2 separate regions of the Mus musculus genome follow, and region 1 is linked to region 2. The links are chromatin contacts, found by Hi-C or POLR2A ChIA-PET in ENCODE. All regions are on one chromosome and are shown on one strand. The core of a region is the stretch at or near the end of the contact, and the rest is flanking DNA. Distances in the headings are between cores, read along the strand shown.

Region 1 (2,700 bases), core at 109-2,608, 160 kb before region 2:
CTCAAGATTTTTAGAATTAAAAAAAAAAAGGCTGGGACTACTGCCTGGCGTAAGAAAAACTCTCAGGTCCAAACATCCGTGTGCCCTTGTGACTAAAAGAGGAGTGGGTTTGGGTGGTGACTTTGATTGAGAGCCTCTTAAAAGTTCTGGAATCCTCAACCCAAATCCTTTTGGATTTAGAAAGCCATTGCAAATGCACGGTCCCGCCTCCCCTCGCCCACCCGGCTGAGACTGCTAATGGAATTCTGAACATCTTAAGATTTTTGTGCTCCCGCTTAAGAGAATGGGTGAAAAGACTGGAAGGTGGTTCCCTAATGGCTTCTTTCCCTTAGTTTGGAGGCAGCCTAGACACTGGCAGACTGGAAGGAACTGCCAACATTGTGCCCATCCCTAAGATGCAGCAACAGCAACCACGCGAGCAGCTGTAGGCGCTATGTAGTTTCCCTATGGGCAAGAGTGGCTGGCGCGTGCGCAGACTGCGGGGTATCCGCAAGGACCAGACTCTATAATGGAAAGCGGCCGGAAGCTTTCGGCTTTTAAAAGAAATAGTCACACTTCCTCGGCAGCCTAAAAATATTATTGTATTCTGATTTTAGCTTCCACTAGGTTTCCTAGAAAACCGGTTTTTTGAAAGCGCCCACAAGTCACAACCACTGACCACGCCCACCCACAAGCCCCACCCACAGAGACCCGCCCCTCAGCCTAGAAGCGCGGGACCCTGAAGCCCCGCCCAATCACCCGTTCCCGAAGCTGCGCGCGCAGCGAAGAAGCTGCGTCAGCAGTTGGGGTTGAGTACTCGACAGGTGCAGGCGCTGCCGAAGAAACGGCACTGGCAGGAGGCGCACGGGTCGCAGCAGGCGGGTGCGGGTGGCTTGCAGCTGTCGCGGGTGGCCACGCAGGGCGAAGGTGGCGGGGGCCTTGCCACCTTCTTCATCGAAGCCTTTTTCTGTAGGAGAGACGTTGAGGACTACTGAACGGGCTACGCCATCCTGCGATGCTCATGTACTGTGGAGGTCCAGGACCAGAGACCTCTGCCCCCCTTTTTTTTCATGCACACAGGGCATCCCAGTGGGTCCTTGCCCTCCACCCCAACCTGCACATCGCCTTCATCTTCAAGCTTACCTAGCTCTGACCTGGCCCTTTTCTTAGGCCCCACTTAGCCCCAATTTTAAACAACCTTCCGGTTTGAAGCCTGTCACCATCCGTGTTATCCATTGCCCCTGGGTTAGGCCACTCACTGTCTTCTTTCCCTTAGCCACCCTGTCCTCTAGAGTTAACATCCTCCAGTGGCCAAAGAAGGCCCTTCCTATGACCTCATCGTCCGCTTAAGGGCTCCCAGTGATTTCTCTAGGGAGAAACAAACTTCCTTTTGGCCCTGGAGGACTCCTGTGTTTGGCATCTGTCCTTTGGGCTAGCTACCCCATAGCCTAGAGACATTCTAGCACTGGTAGTCAGGTCCTGTGTGCTGAGGAACCGAGTTTTCTATTTAAGTGTAACGTAAACATATATTTTCCTGTTAAACATAAATACTAGGTCCACATTTAGCGTTGGAATTGATGTGTGCAGTGACAGCTATTTACCAGATTTTAAAGACTGCACAAAAGTAACTTTAAAAAAATTTTTAGATGTTGAAATAGTAATACTTTATACCGAGTTTTAAATATTGTTAGTCTTTTAAGGCAGCTATTAGAAAATACAAAATTATACATTTATGGCTTATACTGTGTTTCTACTGGACATTGCTCTAGATTACTAATTTTTTTTGTTTAATGCTACTTCTCTAGGCTTTCCCCATGCTTTAATTCCTTTACAGTATGTATCATATAAGACTTTAGATTTCTTTATTGATTTACTTGAAGGCTGGTTTCCCCACTCAGACGTAAGCTCCACACAGCTATAATCTCTTGTTTACTGCTGTATTGCCAGCACCTAGCATGTATATGTATTTTGTTCAGTGCTCCCTGCTTTGGTTATAGTTGATCCAATTAATTGAGCCACACTACACAGGAATAGTATGTGCATTTCAACAATGCCTCAATCTGCTATTTATCAGAGTGTAGGAACCTGTATTATCGTAGTATGATTTTAGGTATAGGTACAAAAACATGAAATGGTCCTCAGTCAGCGAGAAAGCATTCTTTTTTCTGTCTGTTTCGGTTTGGAAGGCTCTGTTTGGTCCTAGCATGTCCTTAATTGCTTTTTTCAAGGCATTCTAACTGCCTTTTAACAAAGTGTGTTTTAGTAGCCTGTTTCAACTTGTGGGTCAAGAACCCCTACGGGGTCCTAATAACCCTTTCACAGGGGTTGCCTAAGACCACCGGAAAACACAGATATTTGCATTATAATTCATAACAGTAACAAAATCACAGTTATGAAGTAGTAATTAAAATAATTTTAAGGTTGGAGTCACCACAACATAAGGAACTGTATTAAAGGGTTAAGGAGCCTCTAGCACATATTAACATCCAGCTGACTTTAACATGGTATTTATTATTAATTATTAATTATTTGCCATAGTGGGAATTGAACCCAGGGCTTTGTGTGTTACAGGCAAGCTTTAGTACCCCACTATATCCCCTCATTTAACAATATTCATTTTGTGAGAGCATCTCAATTTGCTTAGGTGGTCGTTGAATTTGCTGCAAAGCTCCAGCAGCCCTTGAACTAGGGATCCCCCTGCCTCAACCTCCTAAGCCCCTG
Region 2 (2,700 bases), core at 33-2,532:
CTGTGGTCAAGATGTAAAGTATATTAATCAATTAATTGATTAATTTAAAAAGATAAAATCTTATGTAGTCCAGGCTGGTTATGAAATTCTGATATTCATGCCTCTACTTCTCAAGAGCTAGGATGGTAAGTGCTACCACACCCAGCTCAGACAGACCATTTTGTAATTCCAGTAGACCAAAACAAAGACAAACTCAGTAATCAGGTATGAATACAAAAATCAATCAAGAAGAACATTTTGCCAACTACAAAAATCACTAAGTACTTTCCCCATCTCTTCTAACGTGAGGGCTTTTTTTCACTAATCATAGATTAATCCTCACTTGATTCTTTTTATGCAAGAAGCATTAAAAACTTGATAATTACTCTCATCTCCTGATAGCATCTACTTACTTGAGCAGTCCCTTCAGTCACCTGAGTGGATCACCTGACGCCCCAGCTGAGCATTCTTTCAAACAGTGGGGCTTTGCAGTTCCCTGTGGTTACAAACACAGGTGTTTTTTTGTTGTTTTGTTTTTTAACTACAAGCGCATACTCCGAGGCCTTCCTAAATGGCAGCTGTATCTCCCCAGGGAAAATAGATGATACATCCAGAATTGTCTAGCAAAGACTCCATAAACAAGGAGTCATGTACCATATAAGGAAGCTTTAGTCAAAAAAGGACACATAATTAATAGTCCCAGATGATTATATCGCCTAGGACGTTGTAGTGTCTTTACTTATATGGTATGAAGTTCGTCAACAAGTTAATTACCTACTCTACACATTTCTCAACATAGCCCCTTTATTGAGCTAGTTAAGACTATTTCGAAGCTTCCTGACAGACTGTAGCTTGCTGGGCTGTTTCTCCTCAGAGGACGGCTTCGTTCCTCGGTCTAACTATGGAAAACCAGGGAAGAATCTTCTGAAGTAAAAAGCTAGAAGGTTAAACTTCTCACGAAGTGAAACGCTTCTACTGAGGTGCATTCCTCGAATACTAGACCGATTCTAGGGGAAAGCGTGAACTCAGCTCCACGGGTTCATATTAGGGTTTCCACTAAGTTAAACCTGAAAAATGGCCCCAAATTCACTTTACAAGCAACACAGCACTTTTCGAACCTCTTAGGTAACCAGCAGCACAAGAACCCGAACATCCTGACATGTTTAAAACAGTCGTGCACGCCCTCGAAACTCCCGAAGCGCACAAGCGCCGGTCTTTTCTAGCCAAACTACAAGTCCCAGTATGCCCGGCGCCGGGGAGTCGCCGAATAACTCGCGCCACGAGAAGCACGTAAGGTTGGCTTTACTGTACGCCTGCGCTTTGGCGAGCTCTGCGCAGGCGCACTTCCAACGTTTGAGAGGAGGGCGGGGTGTCGCTCCCTTTCGCTGATGCAAGAGCCTAGTGCGGTGCTGTGAGAAGTATCGGTGGGAGCTACGCTGACTCCGGGCCGTGAAGCCGACCGGTTTGACTTTTCATCCCTGCCGAACCCGCTCGAACTACAGCCATGTCCGGGGACGAGGTGAGAGGCTGAGCTGGAGTTAGGGCTAAGGACTGAGGCAGGAAGCCGAACCCACACCTGTGTGAGAAGCCGGGCCTGCGGCCTAGCTGTAGCCGGCCGCCATGTGGAGCAGCCCGGCCTAGGCGTCCCGGAGCTGTGGAGCCGGCGAGGACTCTGGATCCTCAGACTTGGTCTCCCTCGGCTCTCCTCAGGGCGGCGGCGAGGCCTGTCTCCCACGGTGATCGGCGTTTCGGAATGGAGAGCGTGTTGAGCCGTCCTCTCGGAAAGGGGTTGAATGCCGAGTTAGTTTGCCCGGCCGCCCCGGCATTCCTTTCCTCACACACATAGCCGCCTCGGCTCTCACGGCTGAGGGGTCAGGGTGCCCTGCGAGGCCCCTCTCGGTTCCGGTGGAGCACCGAGGTTAAAACTTTGTAGGCTGCCTTTTCCGGGCGGATATCTCGCTCCCGTTTCCCGCTCGAGGCCTTATTTCTTAAGACAGGAACCCAAAGAGCCAGAGGAGAAGATATTTTAAGTCTCAGGAAGTGACCACCTTTCGAGAAAAGTTTTCGGGCCCGAGTCCCAAAGTTTCCTTTACAGGCGAGGTGAGCAGGAAGGTCCGGCTGTGAAACTGACTGGGTTTGGATCTCAGAATTTTTCAAGCCCCGTCCCCCGTTTTATTGTGTCTTTTTTTTTTCTTTTAAATCTTTTTGGGTTTTGCCTTTTCCAGATTTATCCTAGTTCACATACCATTAAATGACTTTAAAGAAAAAAGAGTGGTCTTGGCTTAGATATTGCTTAGCATTGGGCCTAGAAGCCTAATCCTAGCCCCAAGGAAGTACTTTACGAAGAATTTGTGACTTACTTGACTTACAGGCCTAGGGGAGGGGTAAGAGGAATAGTTGAAGGTTCTGTGCAGAGTTGGCTTTTGAATGGGCTCTAGAAATGATCAGAATTTTCTCAACCAATGAGAAAACTGATCACAAGGCGTTTATGGTCAAGAAGGGAGAAAGTGCATAGAAAGTGAAGTATTCACTAGTTTGGTTGAAGTAGATGCTGGTTAGTTTATGGAGGACTTAGGTAACTACATTAAGGAATTAGAGATTTGTTTCATGGGAACTAGTTCTAGTTTAAGTTGGTTTCCAGGGTTCAGTAAAATAAATTCCTGTAAGTCCATTTTAGAGATGAGCCAATTGGAGCTTAGAGTTGTACAGTGCCTCTAATAA

What was found. A loop is a pair of places that touch in the nucleus more often than their neighbours do. ChIA-PET counts read pairs that join two places held with the same protein, here RNA polymerase II (POLR2A).
Region 1: POLR2A ChIA-PET joins it to region 2 with 12 read pairs in embryonic stem cell. The contact joins the enhancer-like site here to the promoter of Eif2s2 in region 2. A Hi-C loop is called at or near these places in 1 of 37 maps with a recorded cell type or tissue (Patski). POLR2A ChIA-PET finds 5 or more read pairs at or near these places in 3 of 5 experiments (Patski and embryonic stem cell).

What each region holds. Positions count from the first base shown.
Region 1 is chr2:155,048,874-155,051,573 of GRCm38, reverse strand. a (nonagouti) reads right to left here. Exons shown (of 4, transcript NM_015770.3): 4 at 562-946. The coding sequence ends at 776. Among named protein-coding and RNA genes, the nearest start is that of Gm39965, 4.6 kb to the right of the region's middle. Within about 2 kb of position 1,358, at least 1 of the 3 ENCODE cell types and tissues checked has a DNase peak (open chromatin) inside an H3K27ac peak, as active enhancers do.
Region 2 is chr2:154,891,488-154,894,187 of GRCm38, reverse strand. It overlaps Eif2s2 (eukaryotic translation initiation factor 2, subunit 2 (beta)), which reads left to right and starts at 1,282. Exons shown (of 9, transcript NM_026030.2): 1 at 1,282-1,498. The coding sequence starts at 1,484.